Linked DNA regions of Mus musculus: region 1 is linked to region 2. A link is a loop called in an ENCODE intact Hi-C map of the cell type or tissue named here. Cell type or tissue: heart. All regions are shown on one strand. Each heading gives the region's core, and the rest is flanking DNA. Links, peaks and the distances in the headings are about the cores only.

Evidence for each region. Peaks named below come from ENCODE experiments on the same cell type or tissue, not always from the same donor. Only the 100,000 strongest peaks of a DNase experiment are listed, where the experiment ranks them.
Region 1: it touches region 2 in a loop (3-fold over the local background); 2 of 42 quality-filtered maps call a loop at or near these places.

Annotation. Positions count from the first base shown.
Region 1 is chr8:122,364,498-122,375,648 of GRCm38, reverse strand. It overlaps Gm39270, which reads left to right. Exons shown (of 2, transcript XM_030243895.1): 2 at 2,109-2,358. Among named protein-coding and RNA genes, the nearest start is that of Zc3h18, 6.5 kb to the left of the region's middle. In heart, for the core only: a CTCF peak has its summit at 5,784 (motif pointing right); a DNase peak (open chromatin) is centred at 5,868; H3K27ac peaks cover 444 bases.
Region 2 is chr8:123,219,852-123,231,002 of GRCm38, reverse strand. It overlaps Cdk10 (cyclin-dependent kinase 10), which reads right to left and starts at 6,162. Exons shown (of 13, transcript NM_194446.2): 1 at 6,035-6,162; 2 at 4,584-4,656; 3 at 3,986-4,057; 4 at 3,478-3,580; 5 at 3,262-3,343; 6 at 2,607-2,674; 7 at 2,103-2,155; 8 at 1,822-1,891; 9 at 676-735; 10 at 286-409; 11 at 72-211. The coding sequence starts at 6,121. It overlaps Spata33 (spermatogenesis associated 33), which reads right to left. Exons shown (of 3, transcript NM_177279.4): 3 at 8,958-9,185. The coding sequence ends at 8,974. In heart, for the core only: no CTCF peak of the experiment used is centred there; a DNase peak (open chromatin) is centred at 6,172; H3K4me3 peaks cover 1,988 bases; H3K27ac peaks cover 1,513 bases.

The DNA.
Region 1 (11,151 bases), core at 4,681-7,180, 860 kb after region 2:
AAGGGATGAAGTTCAGACACATGCTACAAACACCGAGGACGCCTAGGAAGGCGCCAGTCATGACAAGTCGAATACTTTTGACTCCATAATGCGACTGAACTATGCCGCCCACCCTCCAAGTTACTTACATGTGAAGTCCTAGCACCAAGCTGGTATGGATTTCAAAGCAGAGCCTCTCCGTGAGGGTATAAAGGTGGGGTCTGGATCTCATAGATTGGTGTCCTTCAATAGATACCAAGGAGAGCTATTTGAGAGATCATGCTAGTGCTGGGATTAAAGGTGGCTGCCAATCAGGTCAGACAGAAGGTTCTCCCTCTCTCTCCCCCCTCTCTCCTATGTATGTGTGCATGTATATATGTATATCTCTTTTCATACACCACCACCACCACCATCTGAGGAGACAGTGAGAAAGCAGCCATCTGCAAGCCAGGATTAGGCCACGCTGGCCTCCCACCTCTGGAAGAAAATTAACACCAACTGCTCAAGCTACCCAGTGAAATGAGCCGAATCAAGCCAGATTAGATCTTATTCAAGCCAGGTTTACTGGGAAGCTGCTTGCCCGCGAGCTCACTGACCCCAAGGACTGAGGCCAGGGGAGTTGCCAGGTCTGCTTAGCTATGTAAAATATGCACCTTGGTCCCTTATAATGGGGTCTAAAACTAGACATTGTCCACCTGCATGCTACCATGCTCCCCTCCATGATGATGGACTGACTAATCTCTGAAACTGTGAGCCCCTAATTAAATGATTCCTTTTTATAAGGAGTGCCTTGGTTGTGGTGCTTTTTGACAGCAATAGAGCAGTAACTAAGAGACCAGACTTGAGTAGTTAGCATGGCAGTGCAAGCTGCATAATATTCAATTTATATAAAAATATAAAATAGGCGAGATGGCTCAGCGGGTAAAAGCTCTGACTGCTCTTCCAAAGGTCCTGAGTTCAAATCCCAGCAACCACATGGTGACCCACAACCACCCATAATGAGATTTGACGCCTTCTTTGGGTATGTCTGAAGACAGCTACAGTGTACTTATTTATAGTAAGCGAGCAGGGACTGAGAGAGCAGGGTTGACTGGAGTGAGCAGGGGTCCTAAGTTCAATTCCTCACAACCACATGAAGGCTCGCAACCACATACACACTCATTCTGTCAGTTCTGTGTCTCTGAGTCATACAGAGCTCTGAGATGGTCAGACAAACACTTCATAAGATGTTGGTGGCCACCGCAGAAATGCAATCAGTAGAGGCTGGGGAGATGAACTGGGGAACGAGTCGGCCTTCCAGATGGATTCTGAACTTCCCTCCTGTTCTCTATGCTCTCCATCCCTGGCTCTTGCCTGAGTTAATACCAAAGTCCCCTCTTCTCACTCTTGCTTCATTTAGAACCCAATTTCAGCAACTCCTGCAGTGGCTTCTTCAGCCACAAGATAAAAGCTACACTCCTGGTGCCCCGCCTCCTATGGCCTGGTGTCCCTGGCCCATTTCTCCCATACTCACATCCTCTTTCCTGTCCCCAGGTGTGCTGGATGGGATTTTCTTTTCTTCTCTCTCTCTCTCTCTCTCTCTCTCTCTCTCTCTCTCTCTTTCTTTCTTTCTTTCTTTCTTTCTTTCTTTCTTTCGTCAACTTGACATGAGCTAGAGTCACCTGAAAGGAAGGAACCTCAACTGAGAAAATGCTGCCCCCATAAGATCCAGCCATAGGGCATTTTGTAAATTAGTGATTGATGAGGGGAAAGCCCAGTCATTAGTGCATGGTGTTATCCCTGGGCTGGAGTTTCTGGGTCCTCTGAGAAAGCAGGCTGACTGAGCCATAGGGAGCAAGCCAGTGAGCAGCACCCCTCCATAGCCTCTGCCCTGCTTGAGTTCCTGTCCCGACTTCCTTCGATGGTGCTGATAATGACGATGACGATGAAGAACAGTGCTGTGGGAGTGTAAACCAAATAAACCCTTTCCTCACCCAACTAGCTTTGGTCATGGTGCTTCATTGCAGCAATAAAAAACCCTAACTAAAGACACCAGCTCTTCGCATGGGCCTCTCAAACTACCTGAAACCCCTCTGTCTGATTCACATTTATTCACGCCTGGGTCTTACCATGGATGGAATTCTTTTCAGCCACCCTCCAGATGTACTGGGGAGAGGTGCCACCTGTGTGTACTACTCAGCCCTGCCAATCAAGGCATGCCCCCGGCAGAGTGTTCTACACCAGAAATCCCTGCAGTCTCCATTCAACAGACCCAGGTGATTCTGATATTCCAAGTATGTGAGATTGGTGGGTGACCTTGGGATCCAGGAGACATGGACAAGAGGAGACACCAAAAAATATATATATATGGCTGGCGAGATGGCTCAGCAGGTAAGAGCACCCGACTGCTCTTCCGAAGGTCCTGAGTCAAATCCCAGCAACCACATGGTGGCTCACAACCACTTGTAATGAGATCTGACGCCCTCTTCTGGTGTGTCTGAAGTCAGCTACAGTGTACTTATCTATAATAATAAATAAATCTTTGGGCCGGAGCGAGCAGGGACTGAGGGAGCAGAATTGTCCGTAGTGAGCAGAGGTCCTAAAAACTCAATTCCCAACAACCACATGAAGGTTCACAACCATCTGTACAGCTACAGTATACTCACATACATAAAATAAATAAATAAATCTTTTTTAAAAATACAGGGAAAAGTTGTGGAAATGGCCCAAATATTTATCAGAAGATATTTCAATATTGTAACTAATACTACACACTAACAATGTTGCAATTGTTAAAAATTACATAAATCTGGAATATATAAAGATACTATTTGGAAGCAGGGGTGAAACTCTATAAATTATATTGAAAACGTCAAATGGCAGAAGAAACACAGAGGATCATTGTTTTTGCTGTGTCAAAAATAGCATCACAAAAGCAACCTGGGGAGGAAAGGGTCGATTTCAGCTTACAGTTTATATATAGTCTAGTTGCCTGGCAGGATGGGTGATGGTGTAGCTAGCACCGAGGAGGCAGAGGCAAGCAGATCTGAGTTTGAGACCAGTCTGGTCTACAGAGTGAGTCAGGACGGCCAGGGCTACACAGAGAAACCCTGTCGTGAAAAGCAAAAGAAACACAGCAACAACAACAGCACAGTTTATAGTCCTGCATGGAGGGAAGTCAGGGCTGAAACACACTGGGAGGAATGCTGGTTATTGGCTGCCTCCTTGCAGTCTTGAAGACTACCTCTGCTCAGGGGTGGCACCGGCCACATTGATATGAGCCCTGCCATCCAAGTCATTAATTGAAAACACCACATGGCCTTGTCTACAGACAAGCCAGTGGAGGCATTTTCTCAGTTGAAGTTTGTAGTGACAATTGTGGAATTTTGTTTTCTTTTAAAAAAAAAAATACAGAAGGGCTGGTGAGATGGCTCAGCGGGTAAGAGCACTGACTGCTCTTCCGAAGTTCTGAGTTCAAATCCCAGCAACCACATGGTGGCTCACAACCATCTGTAGTAAGATATGATGCCCTCTTCTGGTGTGTCTAAAGATAGCTACAGTGGACTTACATAAAATAATAAATAAAATATTTAGAAGATACAGAAATATAAGAATAAGTTTCCATTTAATCCCAGGTGTGGGATCTCGGGCTGCTTCAGGCTGTCCACAGCGGCTGCCAAAGATCGGGCTGGTAATCTAGCAGGGGCGTGGCTTTTGCCAGCTGCAGACAGTTTCTGTCGAGGTTTGGTCAGTATGCAAATTCTGTACCTGACAGTCTAGGCCTAGGAGTGACTTGTCAAGGTTACAAGCTTTGGTTGTGCAAACCTTGTTCCTAGACTTAAAATTATTGGTTACATAAAATAGGCTACGACCAATTACTGAGGGATTGGAGGTAAGTAGGTTTGGGGTGACCTGGTTGGGGGAGGAGAGGGGGAGAAGGAGGAAGGAGAAAGGGGATGAACCCATGAGCACATGGCCAGGAGAAACAATAAGTATGCGGGGTACACCACTGGGGAGGTGGCCAGATCTGCAGTTAGAAGAGTAGATTAGGGGTCACCCCCCACAAACTGTCAAAGTCAAATAAAAGAACCATAGTCCAAGACTCGTTTATTGGTTAAGCTAGTGGAGGGTGGGCTTAAATTGGTTTTTACTACAAGTTTCTGTGATTGTGTGATGTTTGGAATTCTGGGGACTTTTCAGAGGGTCTATAAATGCTAGGCTTGCTGAGTAGTCACAGCAGAGAAGAAAGAAGAAATTAGATATCCTGACAGCAAAGATCAAACTTGCCCCCAAGGAACTTGTCCTTAATCAACAGGAAGTAATCTAAGGCTAACGACACCCCCCTTCTAACCCTTTCTTCTCTATATAGTGTGAGGGGGTTGGAAGGGTGGGAAAATGGTGGAGAAGGGTGGAAGAAAGAAGAACCCGACAAGTAACAAATGATGAGTTACCGAAGTCCCTCTTCTCAGGTAAGTCAAGCTGGTGTCAAGTTGACAAAAGCAAAACCAACCAACCATGAGTCTGTGTGTGTGTGTGTGTGTGTTGCACGACTTTAATCCCAGCACTCAGGAGGCAGAGGCAGGCAGGTACCTACCTCTCTGTGAGTTCGAGACCAGGTCTAGTCCACAGAGCAAGTAACTGCACAGAGAAACCCTGTCTCAAAAAACAAAACAAACAAACAAAAACCAGAAAACAAAACCAAGAAAGGTGTGGAGCAAGTGAGTCACACAGACTGCCAGCGGGGGTGTGAATGATGTGTAGAGAGGCAAGTGTCTGGGGGCTGTCAGTATGAACTGCAGTGGTGGTGCCCGCCTATAAACCGAGACCTTGGGAGGCAGCAGGAAGATGAGGAGTTCCAGGGCAGACAGGAGGGAAAGGCTTGGAAACAGCATAGGAAAGATATCATCAGGATAAATGCTAGGGAAATGCCTGCAAAGACGAAAGAATGGAAAATAGCTGCCTCTTGAGAGCACGAAGGAGGGAGATTGGGGGTGGGGGGTACGCAGAGGGAGAGGTGCGGGGGAGGGGCTGGCTTTCTAAACTGGGGACTATAATGAGACAACGTACAAGCAATAAAAAGTCATATAAAGCATACAACTTTTTAAAGCTTTATTTATTGTTATGTGTATTATATGTAGCTGTCTTCAGACACACCAGAAGAGGGCACCCGATCTCATTATAGATGGTTGTGAGCTACCATGTGGTTGCTGGGATTTGAACTCTTTGAACTCGGAACCTGCGAAAGAACAGTCAGTGCTCTTACCCACTGAGCCATCTCTCCAGTCCCTAAAATGTACAATTTGACTTTTACAAAGTGTACACCAAACAGTTCCACCTGGCTGAAACTGCCCAACCTGTTGCCGTGTGTGTGTGTGTGTGTGTGTGTGTGTGTGTGTGTGTGTGTCGCTCCTCTTGGGACATGCGGCACAGAGTCAGAAGCCGGAGCCTTGTAGCCCTAACGACCAAGGCTCAGTCACCCAGATTCAGCATGCCAGTTCATCAGACAAGTGGTAGTGAAGTGCAGAGAAAGGTTTATTTAATGTGGCTGCAAGGCCCAGGCTCTGACCCGAACACCTCTAGAAGCCCTGGGTTTCGAGGTCTGCCTGTTGTCCACCTGAATACCCCAGCGGAGGAAACAGGAAACGTTGGGAAGTGCAGGTCTCATTTTCCACTGCCCTCCCTGCAAGGCTCCCAGGCCTACAGTCTCTACATTCTCAAGGCATGCGTGGACATAGCCATACATGTTTGCTCAGCCTTCACTCTCCGTAATGTCAAGAGTAGCTGACAAATGATTTTGTCTGAATTTTAGAATGGACCGCCTTACTGATTCTTCATGTGGTCACCAGAGGGCGTGCCAGAGTAGAGCTCTGCTTTGCAACTGACCCTGTTCTGGCTGGCCAGCTGTGAACTCAGCTTAAAGCAGACTCACTCTGAATGCGAGGGACCTCTACTTCTGAGGCAAGGAGAAAGAGTCCGGCTGGATCAGCAGGGGGCCCACTCTCTGGCGTGGAGGGTTTTACCAGTCCTGTCAACTTTAGGCTGTCCTCTGCCCAGCTGGGATCCCATCTACCTTATTCAACATCTCTCAGCCAAGGTTCTTAACCCAGGGAGGCTGGATAGAGGATCCCGAGACCCCTGGCTTCTGCTGGCTTTTTTTTCTTTTCCTCTTCCTTCTGCATCGAAGAGCCTCAGCTCCTGGTTTGGGTGAGCCAGTGACTGTGGCAAAGGGCCTACGTGGGGTCAGCTCCTTCCTCTATTCAGAAGTGTATGTATGCAGGGTTACATGTAACACAACACAGGCTGCCCTTGAACTTGCCGTGTCGCCACAGATGACCTTAAACTTCTGATCTTCCTGCAGGTATGCGCCACCATGCCTTGAGTGCTGGAGACAGAACTCAAACCCTCAAGTGTGCACTAGGCAAACACTCTGCTAAACTTAGCAACATCGCCTCAGCTCCAAGTAATTTTATAAAAATAAGCTTGAGATTATCAGTACAAGCTTATGTGCATATTTTATATCCTTATGAACCTAGGTCATGTAAAATTCTCTTGGGCTTTCAAAGAGATCATGAGCAGAAAGTTTAAGAAGCCCCACTCTCGACCTCCTCCATGGGCCCAAGACAGAGCTAGTATCTGTCCCACAGCTATGAGCATTATAGCTGGCTATTGTCTGGCTGAGAACTGTGAACACCTTCCCCGTGCGTTTGGGAGTATGCTGTGCTGAACCCTCGTGAGAGGTACGGTCAGCTCCAGGTCAGATGCAGAAGGTGAACTGTGAGGGTGTGCTCACCATAATTGTGAGGGTGACAGCTACATAAGGCAGATGCACACAGGGAAATAAAGTCGGCGTAAAGACGCAAAGCACGTTGGCTTGCTTAGAAATTTATATTTGGGTGGTGATCGTGTTAACAGAGGTAGAGGTGACTCATGGGTAGAGAATCTGTTCAAGACTCTGCAGTCAGCTGCCGGTTTTCTGCTGTGTGTAACCAGGATTCCCAGACCACATCCCTGCCTCTCACTTTACTGTAGGCTGATGGACTCAGCAGGCGGTTCTTCTCCACGTGATAAGGCCAGGACGCGTGAATGCAGCTTAGCCTGACTCCATGGCCTCTGTAGCAGAGTGGCTTGCCAGGCTTTCAGGCACAGTGCCATTTCCTGTGCACTTGGGGTACTCTTATGGAAGGATGTGAACCCCACAGATAGGTTCCCTGCACGTGTATTGTTAAATTTCTTCTCAGATGGAGATGTAAACAGCGCTACAGCCTCCTCCTCGGCTCTCAACAACAAACTGAGTTACGATTACACTGAACTTTATTCTGCAGGACCAGTGGATCTCTTGGGCTTCCGTAGAAAGCACAGGTGACAGGTTATTTGCTGGTGCGTTAGTGCTAGCTCTCTTCAAATGGCCACGCACATCTGGCACAGATGGCGGCTTTCTCGTAGCTGCACAGATGGAACATACTCAATCTTTGTGCTAACATACCCTAGCTCCTCCCTGCATGGAGTGGCTGGTAAGGGGTCCCTGGCCCTGCCACCCCTTCCTCCTATGAGGATATATAAACAGTCAACAAGCCTAGCTTGGGTGGGTTTTGCAAGTGGGCACAAAGATGGTAACCATTATATGGTTAGGAGGATAGTCGTGTACCACAATGGTAGTAGCCTGTGGATGTAAACAAAAATGCCCAGCAGGTACCTCAACTGGGGCATCGTCTCCACCCAACACAACAATTTACATAGTGTTCCTGTTCATTTGTGTTGCCACAGGACCCACTCCTGCTTGGAGCCTTAGTGGGGGTTTCTATTGTTGTGAAGAGACACTGTGACTGTGGCAATTCTTATAAAGGAAAACGTTTGATTGGGGCTGGCTTACAGTTTGAGGTTAAGTTCACTATCATTGTGATGGTTTGTACATGCTTGGCCCAGAGAGTGACACGATTTGGAGGTGGGGCCATGTTCCAGCCCCAGCAAGCAGCAGAACTCAGCAGCTTCAGCCATGTGGCTCTGGCTTTAGAGTCAAGAAGAGGAGGGGACTACTGGGACAATGGTGCTGGTTAGCAAGAGCTAAGACATTAGTGGTGATTAAGAAGAGACTAGCATCACTGAAGTGAAATCTTCTAGGAAGTGTTTTTCTGAGAGCACAAAGAAGCCGTGTTGCAGAGATAGCCAAGATTGTACCTTGTGCAGCAGCTGGACTTGGTAATGTATAAGAGTCACCAAGGTGGTACTGGTTTTAAAGAAATGAAGACATTATGGAGAACAGCTGAGGCTTGGCACTGTGAGAGGCCAGGGAAGGCCATTGGTGAAGATGCAGCCTCAGTTGCAGCTGATGGCCCAGGATTGAGAAGGTCACGCAAAGAAGTTGAGGCTTGGCATCATGAAGAAAGCCTATGAGAGGCTACTGGTGAAGCCTAGTTGCTGAGGAAGACCCCAGCGTATTGGAGTTACCAGTGCCATGAGATGACCACCAAGAACAGCAGCAGCAGTGGAGTGGATCAACCTGAGCTTAGAGTGCTACAGAGGGCAGAGCTGGAGGAGAACTGCCAGCCCTTTGGAGAAGCCCAGAATATCATGTGTGGATCCCAGACATTGGAACAAGAAGCTGTAACATTGAAGTTGCTTTGGAGACTCCAAGATGTTCGAGATGCCAGAGCCGTGGGATACCTGAGGAAAGCTGCTAACGGAGTAGAACCAGCCCAGAAGAAAGAAGTTTGAAGGTGAAAAAGGAGTTGGGAGATCTCAAGACTGCTTTGACATCAGCCATGGAGATGCAGAGTTTGGAGTTTGCCCAGCTGGTTTCTTGTCTTGTCTTGGGAATTACAGTTAAGTGATTGGATGAATCTCAGAAGAGATTTTTTTTTTTCAAGACAGGGTTTCTCTGTGTAGCCTTGGATGCCCTGAAACTCACTCTGTAGACCAGGCTGGCCTTGAACACAGAAATCCACCTGCCTCTGCCTCCCAAGTGCTGGGATTAAAGGTGTGCACCACCAAAAAAGTTCTGCCTAGCTGAACTTTGGACTTTTAACATTGTTGAGACTGCTAATAGACTATGGGGACTTTTGAAGTTGGATTAAATATATTTTGTATTATGCTATGTCTAGGTGTGGCCCCCGTAGACTCATATGTTTGAACAGTCTTTGGGGGTCAGGGAGTGGAATGTCATGGTTTGTATATGCTCGACCCAGGGAATGGCACTATTTGGAGGTGTGGCCTTGTTGGAGTAGGTGTGGTCTTATTGGAGGAAGTGTGTCATTGAGGGTATGGGCTTTAAGATCCTCATCCTAGCTGCCTGGAAGCCAGTCTTCAGCCCTTCAGAACAAGATGTAGAACTCTCAAATCCTCCAGCACCATGCCTGCCTAGATGCTGCCATGTTCCCACCATGATGATAAATGGCCTGAACCTCCGGAACCCTAAGCCAGCCCCAATGCAATGTTGTCCTTATAAGAGTTGCCTTGGTCATGGTGTCTGTTCACAGCAGTAAAACCCTAAGATTAGGTCCCCACCTATTTTGAGGCTCAGCATGGCTGCAGGTTTTATCCTCTATACCCATCAGCCACTATCTAATGACCCTGGTGCGTTTGTGGGTAACAGAATCGATCTGCATCCTGCTCCAGTATCCACTGGGGCCCGTGTAACCTGCATATTTATTGATGAGTGATCAATAAGTCATCAATATGGCATCTCCTGTTATCCTGTGTGGCCCTCACAGGTGAGTTCAACCTTGCCCATCCCTTCGAGGAGTGGCTGGGAAGACTCCCATCCAAGGGACATTTTTTAAAAAGATTTATTTATTTATTTTATGTATATATGAGTACACTGTAGCTGTACTGATGGTTGTAAGCCATCATGTGGTTGCTGGGAATTTGAATTCAGGACCTCTGCTTGCTTCAGTTGGCCCTGCCTGCTCTGTTCTAAAGATTTATTTATTATTATATCTAATACACTGTAGCTGTCTTCAGACACAGCAGAAGAGGGCATCAGATCCCATTACAGATGGTTGTGAGCCACCATGTAGTTGCTGGGATTTGAACTCAGGACCTTCGGAAGAGCAGTCAGTGCTCTTAACCACTGAGCCATCTCTCCAGCCCTCCAAGGGACATTCTTTATCAGTGTGGGGGACAAGCAAACCTACTGCATCTCCTGGTCATTTTTTTCCCTGGTCACTTTTACTCCTCTGGTGAGTTGTAGCTGGCCTGCCTTAAAGCTCTCCACACGTTAGTCAACCAACCCAGAGTTTGGTTGCTCATGAATTTTATCCCTAGGGATTCCTGTGTGACACAAATCCAGCTATACCTGTGTTCAGGAGACACAAGAGAGGCCCTTCTGCTTGGCTCTCTCCTCTTTCTTGCTCCTACCTGCTTTAGCACCTTGAAAACCAGGGTGTATATTGAGTCATTTAGGTGGGCCAAAGCCTCTCCTGGTTCATATAGGTCTGTGGCGGTTTGAATATACTTGGCCCAGGGAGTGGAACTATTTGGAGGTGTGGCCTTGTTGGAGTAGGCGTGGCCTTGTTGGAGGAAGTGTATCAATGAGCAGATGGGCTTTGAGAGCTTCCTCTTAGCTGCCTGATGATGCCATCTCCTGTTTGCCTTCAGAACAAAGTGTTGAACTCTCAGCTCCTCCTGCACCATGCCTGCCTGGATGCTGCCATGCTCCCACCTTGATGATAATGGACTGAACCTCTGAACCTGTAAGCCAGCCCCAATTAAATGTTGTCCTTATATGAGTTGCCTTGGTCATGGTGTCTGTTCACAGCGGTAAAACTCTAAGACTAGGTCCCCACCTATTATGAGGCTCAGCATAGCTGCAGCGCTTCATACTGGTCTCGCTGTCCTTGCTGAATCCGTCTCTTAGGTCTCCCATAAATAAAGTCTTGATGGGCTCGTGAACTGGGCTCCTAACACCACTTCCCACCTGCCCAATTCTCTTATGGCCTCCCGTTCTGTTTTCTAGTCCCTGATATTCAGGGAGACCTCGACTATGGATAGATAGCCAGGTATCCCTAGCAGCTCCTCTGCGCCATTCCACCAGGGACTGACCCCTCACTCTGCTGCGCTGCTCTGTACTGTGAAGCCTTTGACTCAAGGAAGGGATGGGCAGCCGCCTTGCCCAGCTTCTTCTCCGCTTCGGCAGCATTCTTCAGGTTAATGCCATCTGACCCCATGTCCCAAGCCTCACAAGTCAGGTGGCAAAGG
Region 2 (11,151 bases), core at 4,919-7,418:
CCTTCCATCTCTGCAGAAGCCAGGGCCCTGTCCTCCTGAGGGGCAGGGCTGCCTAAAGGCAAGGTCTGTACCTTTTCTTAGGGTCATACATGAAGAGGAAGTTGAGCAGACGGAGTCCGGCCTCTGAGAGCCACGGGAACTTGTGCTTGAGGTTGTTATAGGGCTGTTTCCTCAAGCTGTACTGGCCGGCCAGCGGCAGCTTGGAGAAACCCTGTAAGAGGCAGGGGCTAGAGCGACAGGGCCACCAGGCATGGACAGGGACTGAGGGTTGTCGGTAACACCCACCGGCCAGATATTCTCACTCGGTGTCCCCAACAGCTGTACAATCAAGTCGATCTGGTGGATCTCGGAAGTGCCAGGGAGGAGGGGCTTATGGGCCAGCAGCTCTGCCAGGATGCAGCCGACAGCCCTGTAGAAGCAGCCGACCTCCACTTAGCAACGAATCAACACACACGTGAAGAAGCAGGCAAATGGCCATAAGGCTCTCCCACAAGGTCTGCAGTGCCAAGTGAGAACCTGAGGCCGGAGCCAGTGAGCACCCCAGCCATGTTCTCGTGCTCCCCCTCCTTGGATGCTGCAGTCAGGCTCTCTACCACACCAATCCTGCTCCCCCTGACCAGGGCTGACCTCCAGGGCCAGAAGACTTGAGGCCCTGGGAGCAGAAACCACGCCTACCACATGTCAATGCTGGTAGTCTGGGTGGTAGTTCCAAGCAGCAGCTCTGGGGCTCGGTACCTGCAGACAAAGGCCCCATTTTACCTCTGGTCAGCTCTGCCCCTTCAGCCTGAGCTCGCTCAGGGTCCCCAGTGGCCCTTGGACTACCCTCTGCCCTAAGCCCGAGAGAGCCACCGTGTCTATCTCTTAAGAACCAACGGATCCAAGCACAGATCCGCGGTCATCAGCTTGCTTTCAGATGGCGATCAGAGAGCACGCAGCTGAGACCATGGAAGGGTCCTTGAGGATGTGAGGGACATCAAGGTCCTGCCCTTACCACAGCCTCATTCTGCCTTAAAAACAACCAAGATGGGGACTGGAGAGATGGCTCAGCTGTTAAGAGCACTGACTGCTCTTCCAGAGGTAATAAGTTCTATTCCCAGCAACCACATGGTGGCTCACAACCATCTGTAATGGGATCTGATGCCCTCTTCTGGTGTGTCTGAAGACAGGGACAGTGTACTTACATAAAGCAAATAAATAAATCTTTAAAAAAAAAAAAAAACAACAACAACCAAGGTGGCCAGGCGGTGGTGGCGTACACCTTTAATCTCAGCTTGGGAGGCAGAGGCAAGCAGATCTCTATGAGTTCAAGGCCATCCTGGTCTACAGAATGAGTTCAGAGCAGGCTACACAGAGAACTTCTGTCTCAAAACCCCTATACCACCCCTCTCTCCAACCTTATCTCCCCTTACCCCCTAAAAAACCTTGCAGAAAGCTACCTTCGCTTCCTGAGACAGAGCCAGGCTGTTTATGGCTATTTCAGTGTGCAATGGCCATTTCTTTCTTTGGGTGTTTTTGTTTTTTCAAGACAGGGTTTCTCATGCTGCCCTGGCCATCCTGGCCTCAACTCAGAGCTATCTGCCTACCTCTGCCTCCTGGGAGCTGGGATTAAAGGCACAACTGCTGTCCAGCATAGGATGGCATTTCATCTGAGCAGAGCAGTTTTGAGGCCACTGAGCCTAGCTCTGTTCTGAGCAGGTGGCCTAGACCCTGGCATCCGCAGCATGTACATCCCCTTAAAGCTTCTATCAGATCCTTAAGGCCCTTCTGAAGCACAGAAGACACACAAATCCCTGCAGGCCACCGTGACTCTACGGAACTCACCAGAGGGTAACAACCTTGGGAGTCATTGGCTTTACTGGAACACCATAGGCCCGAGCCAGGCCAAAATCAGCTGCAACAGGGGGGAGAGGAGAAAAGATGATCCGTCACTCAGTGAGGACAAACAAGCTGCTGTCTGGAAAGAGAACTGGACTAAGGCGGCCTGGGGCTAGGAAACAGACAAGTCATCTCTGGTTTCCAGAGGCACACGGACATCCACACCCCAAAAGGCATGCTCAAAGAAACCCACCTGCACATATGCAGGGTCAGCACCCAGCACGCACCTGTCTTTACACAGCCCTTGTCTGTCATGAGCAAGTTGGACACCTTCAGGTCCCTGGGTCAGAAAGAAAGCAATGGTTTTCTGAGAAAGTTCCCAAAGGGCAACCAGGCTGTCACCACAAGCATTTAACTGGGGTTTTCTAAAATCAAGAAGGTGCATAGAGGCCAGGTCTCCTTCACCCATGTCTTGCTACAGCAGCCCCAGCCCTCACAGGCATCTCTAGAGACAGCAGCTCCTGGCATAAGACTCTGGGTGGGCGCTCTCTACTGAAGCTTCTGGCTGCTGCCTTCCCATCCACCCACCTTCTACTTCCCAGAGAGGTGAGGGCTGATTAGACTTGTTGCCTGCAAGAGCCTTGCCTGAGAGCAGTCAGAGACTTCTACTGGAGGTTTGCCCTCTCTTGAATATATTTGGAATGAGACACTGGGGGACACCACAGCTGTTCCTGCTCCCTCCCACCCCTCAGACACTCCAACACACCTTCCTTCTGGATGCCCCTGCCCACCTGTGGATGATGAAGTTCCTGTGCAGGTACTGAAGGCCACGAAGCACCTGTAGCATGATGCATTTAACCTAAGAGGAGGTCCAGAGGCACAGGTTGGAGAGCTTTGTTATATTGCCTGCAGGTCACCGGCAGCCTCCAAAGTGTGGCTGTCGCTCTGTCCTGCACAGCTAAGACAGTACTGCAGCAGACTTATTGTATATATATGAAAATATATGTGGTGTACATGTTTGCATGCATTCGTCTAAAGATAAAGAGGTTGACATCAGTGTCTTCATCAACTGCTTTCTGTGTTATAAATGGCGGCAGCATCTTTCATTTGAACCCAGGGCTGACCCAATTCATCTGCTCTACCTAGCCAACCGGCCTAGAACTACTCCTGCGATTACAGGCAGGCTGCCAGAGCCTCCTAACATTTATATGGGTGTTAGGATCCGAACTCACGCCCCACACTTGCACGCACACGTGCACTTTCCCCTCTGAGCCATTTCTCCAATCCCCCTTTCCTTTCCAGGGGCCTGCCATATGGACTGAGAAGACCTGGGGCTGACCGGCCTGTGCCACAGATGCCGTGCAAGAGGCACTCATTTCCGGCCGTCACAGTCAACACAGCCAGCCACCAACCAGAGAGCACCTGTGCAGCGCCTCCCTCTCACACCTGGGCCTCCGAGAAGGGTGTTGGCATATTTTCCAATAGGCTGGCCAGATCTTGTTCGCAGTAACCCATGACCAGGAAGATGCTAGAGGGAAAAGAGAAAATGTGTGGTATCTTCTATTTTCTTCCTAGTAGGTAAAGAGTCTGCCCGCTGAAGGAATGCTAACCCTGGGAGATGACGGACCCTATTGTGTGGGACAGGCTCAGGAAACCACACACCTCTCCAGGTGGTTGCCCACAACCACCTCCTTCAGCTCCACAATGTTTGGATGGCGGAGACGCAAGAGCAGTGTGATCTCACGCAGGCTGCTGATGGGGATGCCTGTAACCCAAGGTGCTCAGTGAGTGCCACCCGGGACACCACACATCCTGTCCTCCCGTCAGGGACAATTACGGTGACACCAACACCGTTCTTACTCTTGAATTCATTACAGATGTAGATTTGGAGGGTGACAATGACCTCCCTAGAGGACAGGGGCAAAAGGGTTTGGAGAGAATATACAATTTTACAGCTGGCCAAGGTGAGGAAGGTCTGGAAGGACTCAGGGAGCTCAGGTTCCGGCTGCGGTGACAGACTGTGGTGACAGGCTGGGCCAGCTCCCTAACTGCAATGCACACGCCCTCCGTAGCGTCAGTCCTGAGGAACCTCAGATGACCTGTGCTTGTGCGCCTCCCTGCTTGGATGCCCGAGCAGGCAGGGTACTCCTGCATCCTGCCCCCAGCTTACCATCCTTCTCTTTGTCCATCCGCACCTTCTTCAGGGCGACAATTTCATCTGTCTGGGTATCCCTGGCCCGATCTGAAACAGGAGCACACATGCAATGGAGCCTACCTCAAACCATCAAACTCTCTTAAGAGTTTGCTGAAATTCTTCTTTTTCTCTGACAACATAATGTCCAGCAACACTTGGTCCTTCTTCCGTTCCCAAGATGTGAGCTTGGGAATTCTCATTTGAGCTGGGTTGGGAGTTAGTGGAAACCTGGCCATCAGCAACTCAAGTGGAGAGGAGCTCTCCAAGCAATCTCTCACACAGCCTACTGCTCTGAGTTCACTTATGCAATATTACAGCACCACGGAAGGTGATCTACCTAGGGGGAAAGACTTACTTTATATGATAACGGCTTACAAATACTTATCAAAAGCCTCACAGCTCTGGAGCTGCAGGGAGCTTTGGAAAGTAGTGCATTTTACTGATCAGGTATCTCCATTCCATAGCTACACACATGGATTGCTGACATTTGCAATCCGAGGCTTATGTTTAAGCATCACACCAGTATAGAGTGTGAGCCTTCCAGTCCCCACAGAGCTCTTTCATGACCACTCACACACGATGCCATAGGTGCCCTCGCCAATCCGGTTCAGCTTCTCAAACTCCTTAACGCTTCGGCATCTTCCCAGCTGAAAGAGAGAGGCAGCCAGTGTGGGGATCTGGAAGCTAACCACACAAGTGACAAGTCTCACCCATACCTGGCACTGAGAAACGTGCTTGCATCTTGCTTACCAAACAGAAAAGCAACCATGTATTTGGAATTTTCTGATGAGTGAAGGGGACAGATACCACTGGAATCACTTTGAAATACTGAAGCATACTGAAGATGGCCTAAGTATCCCCTCCAACCCAGTGTTCCAAATGTCTGCTGTCTAGTACCAAATGGCCACAAGCCATGGGCACAAACACCTCTGTGCAGGAGAATCCGGCCTTCAACAGGGAGTGCCAACTTTTCATGTGTGAGGTGCCTTTCTAAGTGCATTAGCTAAGCATTCCTTGGGTACAGAAGGACCAGAGCAAGCTTAGGATTCTATTCCACCAGCCCCCTGCTGGCTTCCCGACTCTTAACTGCCCTGCCCTGGGTTCTGTTACTCTGATACCTGATGGCCCCCACGATCCACTCTGAGCTCCCTCCCTCCCTCCCTCTCCTCGAGGATCCCTGTTCACTTCGAAATTCCATTCACCAGGATTTTGTGCTGCCACCTGAGTGTGGTATACCATTCCTTGTCAGATCTGCCCAAATTTTGGCAACACTTCCTGGTCCAAAACAAATGTCAACTCTTCTACAAACTTCTTACAGAATACTCCTTTTCTCCAAAGTCTCCACTATTTTATATCTCGGCTTATTTCTGAGTCCAGGTCTCACTCTGTAGCCCAGGCTCCCCTCCAAAGTGGAGTGACCATCCTGCCTCAACTCCCTGACTGGGATTACCAGTGTGGACCACCACGCAGGACTCTGACATTTTTGACTTAAGGGACCACTGCACACGTGCATTTTCTCCCCCTTTAAGAACGGCTTTCGCAACCTCGGCTTCCAGTGCAGTGCTCTGAGTTAACTAGTTGTTAAGTGTTGTCTCGTGCCTTGTGCTCTGAGGCTCTTAGTTAATGTGCCTTGGCCTCGCAAAGCATAAACAAGAAGTTAAAAATACGTGGGCTGCGGCAAAACCTCTTCCCACCAAACGTCTACTGGAGCAGAAATCGGAGCCCCTTAAGGTTCACCTTCACATCACACAAAAGAGACAAGACTGTGGGTAACGCCAGGTGAGACCCCCGCGGCTGCAGGTGCCACCGGGAACCTCCCACTCTTCTCGCCCTTGGTCGCTCGTCCTCGGTCCCACCCCGCCCCAGCCTCTGGGCTGCCGATTTCTGCCCACGCCGCGGCAAACTCGGGGACTGCCGTTCCCCCTCCGACGCTGGAACCTCAAACTTGAACGCGACACGGAACGCCCCGGTGCGCTTCAGTCTGGCCCTGCCACTCAGCGCCGCACGAGTGGCACCCCGTCGCACCCTGTGTTCTGGAGGCACGGTGAAGAAACCTTCCTTACGGATACACTTCAATCGGATCTGATCCGACTCCAGGTCCACCTCTGCCATGCCCAAGCCGCTGCCGCCCTCTTCCAGCGCGCAGGCGTAACGCCCCTCGGCGCAGGCGCATGACGTACTTCCGGTTTGTTCTGGACTTGGGGACGGAATCCGCTCGGAGCGCAGAGGCTCTGTTGTCTTTTAGCGTTAGATGCAGACACACTTCTACAAAGCTGCTCAAAGTACCATCTGTAGGCCAGCCTGCAGAAGACTCAGATTGGTTTTGATCAACTGGAGGAAAATGCGTCTCTTCCCTGTTTGCCATTTAAGTGAGACCAATTCCAGCGATCAGCCGTGCTTTCTGCCCTTCCAGACCACCACTGCTGAGAGCTATGCTTTCTGATAGTGGTTGGGTACATTCTCCGAAAGCTGGATGTGTGGGAACCCAGTCATTCCCGAGGCCAACCTCGTCCCCATCACTAGCCCAGGACAAGACGGAAGGAAACCTTGTACAGCCCGGGCAGCGTACACGAGAAAATGAAGATAATTAATGTACTGACCACTGGAGAGCAACTCTAGTCCAAGTGGTTCTTGGAGGTTGCACTCACTCAGCTTTTTTTGTTTGTTTGTTTGTTTTGCCAGGCAATAAGAGTGCCCGGCTGCTGGGATTTGAACCTGGTCCCTTCTGTCTGGAGCTCTGCACCCTTAATCGGTGAGCTAGTGCTGCAAGACTTGCACTTAGCTCTTGTACTGAGTAATGAACTCAGAACACCAATTGGCTCTGATCATCTGTGGAGGGTTTATATAGATTAGGAAGATGAATGTTCCTGCTTCTAAATGGCCAGAGTGCAGGTCCATGTGGGCACTATACTTAGGTTAATGCAAGCAGATTAGTTGGTGTTTGGACACAGTGCCATATGCCTGTAATCATAGCACTCTGGAGACTGAGGCCAGAAGATTCTGAGTTCAAAGCTAGAATGGGGTGCATAGCCTATCTTAAAAGGCTTTCAGTAGTGTGTCAATAAATCATGCCGGGCGTGGTGGCGCACGCCTTTAATCTCAGCACTTGAGAGGCAGAGGCAGGCAGATTTCTGAGTTGGAGGCCAGCCTGGTCTACAAAGTGAGTTCCAGGACAGCTAGGGCTATACAGAGAAACCCTGTCTCGAAAAAAACCAAAAAGAAAAAAAAGTCATAAATAATAATACTGTAAGATTTCTAATGGATTGTTTGCTATCTTACATTTCTTTTTAACTTTGGAATTCAGCTTTCCTCTGGGCACACTGTCACCTGTAATTGCAGCAGTCAAGAGGTTGAGGCTGCATGTTCAAGGCTGGCCTGGGCTATATACTGAGTTCTAATCCAGACTGGATTGGATGTGAGACCCTATCCCTGTTTCAGAACTCCAGCTGGGATTGTAGCTCAGTGGTGGAGCGCCTGCCTAGCATTGGGTCAAGTCCTAGGCTCACTCCTTAGCACTACATACACAAAGTTTTTTTTTTTTTTTTGCTTTTGCTTTTGTTTTTGTTTTTGTTTTTTTGAGACAGGGTTTCTCTGTGTAGCCCTGGCTGTCCTGGAACTCACTTTGTAGACCAGGCTGGTCTTGAACTCAGAAATCTGCCTGCCTCTGCCTCCCGAGTGCTCGGATTAAAGGCGTGTCTCACCACTGCCTGACTACAAAGCAATTTTAAAGTTAGTGGCTTGCAGACAGTTCCATTAGGCTCCAGCAACAGCAACAGCAACCTAGCAACAGCTTATGTCATCATCTGCCATCATGTGAGAGCCAGGCCTGTTTGAGGATTGCTAACACCCCAGCTTTCTCTTACCTCCTATGCTCTCTCCCTCCTTCTTCATTCTCTCTTTCTCTATCCCCACATGTTCCTGGCTGGCTTCTTCCCTTCTCTCTCTTCCTCTCTTTCTCTCTTTACCCTTCCCCACTTTGCCTCTGCCCCTTCCCTGCTCCACTTAGTAGGCCTGTGGCATTGCGTGATGGTTCAATGGGACTCCTTATCATGGGAGGGGCTCCTTCCTGTTGCATTATACCACATTATAAAACACAACAAAATTAATTTAAGTCATGTGTATGAATATGTGTGTGTGCATGTATGTATACATGCATGCATACAGTCAGGCCTGCAAGTGTATACTAGATAGGGTAGTATGTATTTTATATACTAGCTGGTATGATGTATCTGTTAGGATCTGTTGGCATGTGTTACAGGCAGCAGATCCCCCCAGCCCTAGTACAGGCGAAGGTTATGTTTGTGATCCTGATGGCCATACCACTGTCTCTGCTTAGCCCCCAGAGGCCAACCAATATGGCAGTTTTGTCTCATGGCCAACATGTCTGGCATTCCTAGTGGTCCTTTGCTATAAAGACCCTTCATCCACAGGTCCAAAAGAACAAGACAGCATTCACAGGCTACTGCCAGAGTCCCAAGTGCCCCATGCCCTCCTCACCTCCAGGACACATTTCATTCTTTTGCATCAGTAACAAGTCTCATAACATGCTAGGATCCCAGCAGCCGGGGTCTGCTCTGCTCTTGAACTTAACAGTGAGGTCTCACACTGGCCTTTTCCCAGACTGGGGGCAGAGCGTTTACTGACCTCCGATTTCTTCCACCTTCAGATGCAGATGAGCAGAGAGGATTTTAAATGCCCACCTGAGTCACAGTGTGAGTGGCCACCTGCTGTCTAGCACTGCATAGCTGGCTGTTGCCAATCCAGTCAGACCTTCAGGACCTCCGGATTTACTCTGAGTCAGCCAGCCCCCCTCTCCCCATTGAACTGAAACTGACTTTGGGAAAACTGTCACTGAGACAGAACGTCAAAGCCTGAAGACATAGACAGATGGGTATTCGGCTGCAGGTCAGGGAGGGGTGGCCCTTCTGTCACAGGAAAGGATCCCAGCTACCGAGAGCTCTCATTTATTCTGTGTTGTGTACATCATAGGCTGCTATTGTGCTGGGGCTCCTGTGTCGGTGGTAAGGACCCCAGTCGGCATGCTCCCGAATGGTTCTCTGTTCATCGTTGTCGGGGATGCCGTAGCTGATTAGCGTCTCGTTGGAGGCCCGGGTGATGATGATCTGCGGGATGACACTTCTCTTCTTGCTTGACCTTTGCTTTGTCTCAGGTTTGTCTAGAGGGAAGAAAACATCCATCCATTTAGTGTGTGTGGAAACGTCCATCTTCCACAATCAAGACAAAGCCGCTCTTAGCTCGCGGCAAAGGGAACAGATTCAGCACCAGCAAGAAAAACAAAACAGAGCCCGGCGGTGGTGGCGCACGCCTTTAATCCTAGCACTTGGGAGGCAGAGGCAGGCGGATTTCTGAGTTCGAGGCCAGCCTGGTCTACAAAGTGAGTTCCAGGACAGCCAGGGCTATACAGAGAAACCCTGTCTTGAAAAACCAAAAAAAAAAAAAAAAAAAAGAAAGAAAGAAAAATTTGAGGCTAGGGGTTGGAGAGATGGCTCAGTGGTTACTGACTGCTCTTCCAAAGGTCCTGAGTTCAATTCCTGACAACCACACCGTGGTTCACAACAACCTGTATAGTGGGATCTAATGCCCTTCTCTGGTGTATCTGAAGATAGCAACAATATACTCACATAAAATAAATAAATCTTTAAAAAATTAAATAAATTTGAAGCTAGCCTGGGATATACCAGACTCTGATACTGTTTCAGAAAACAAGAGTACAAGAGTATAAGCTAAGAAAATATTTTGTTAACTTATAAAATATTTTATACATTTTAGTTTAATGCATTTGTGGTTTGTTTTGTGGTATTTTTCTTCCTTGAGATGACCTCACTCTGTTGCCGAGGCTGGCCTGGAGCCCAGAATTTTCATGCCTTAGCCTCTCCAGTGCTGGGATTATGGGTAAGAGGTGCCATGCTTGGCTCTTTTACATTTCAATTTCTTTTAAAAAAATTTTTTTTTTTTTAGTTTCATGTACATGCATGTTTTGCTTGTATGTCTGTGTCCCATATGTGTTGCCTGGTACCTGTGGAGGTCAGAAGAGGGCATCTGACCCACAGGAGCTCGGTATTTGTGAGCCACCATGTGGGTGCTGAGATTCAAATCCAGTTCATCTATCTCGTAGAGCAGCCAGCGAGCACTCTTAACTGCTGAGTGCTCTTAGCCACTGAGCCATCCTTTCCAGCCCTTAGTTCCTTATTTTGATTTTTAAAAAGTTGTGGGTGGTGTGCGTGTGTGTTGTCTCTTAATGCAGCTATGTGTGTGTCAAGGCACATCTGTTCTTTCCTGCTATATTGTGGGCTCTGGGGTTCCAATTCAGGCCTATTTGAAAGTGCCTTTGCCTCTTGAGACATCTTGCTAGTCCCTAATTTTCAGTTTCTTCATTCAAATGGTTTTTTGGTTTTGCTTTTTTTTTTTTTTTTGGTTTTTTGAGACAGGGTTTCTCTGTGTAGGTTTTTGGTTTTTCAAGACAGGGTTTCTCTGTGTAGCCCCGGTTGTCCTGGAACTCACTCTGTAGACCAGGCTGGGGGGCTGGTGAGATGGCTCAGTAGGTAAGAGCACCTGACTGCTCTTCCGAAGGTCCGAAGTTCAAATCCCAGCAACCACATGGTGGCTCATAACCACCAGTAATGAGATCTGATGCCCTCTTCTGGTGCATCTGAAGACAGCTACAGTGTACTTACATATAATAAATAAATAAATAAATAAAAACAGGCTGGCCTCAAACTCAGAAATCCGCCTGCCTCTGCCTCCAAGTGCTGGGATTAAAGGCATGCGCCACCACGCCCAGCTGCCTTAATATTTTTTTACGTGTATGTGTGTGTGTACAGGTGTAGAAGTCAGAGGACAGTTTGTGACAGTTGCTCCTTTCCTTCTGACATGTGGGTCACTGGAATATAGTTCGAGTCCTCAGGCTGGGCAGTAACTGTGGCTTAGCTTGCTGAGTTATCTTGCCAACTCAAGTCTCTTCATTTTACAGCAGTAGTCTCAACCCCCTAATGCTGACCCTTTAATACAGTTCCTCATGTTGTGGTGACCTCCAACCATTAAATTACGTTTGTTCTTACTTCATAACTGTAATTTTGCCATTATGAAGCATAGTGTAAATGCCTGATATGCAGGATATCTGA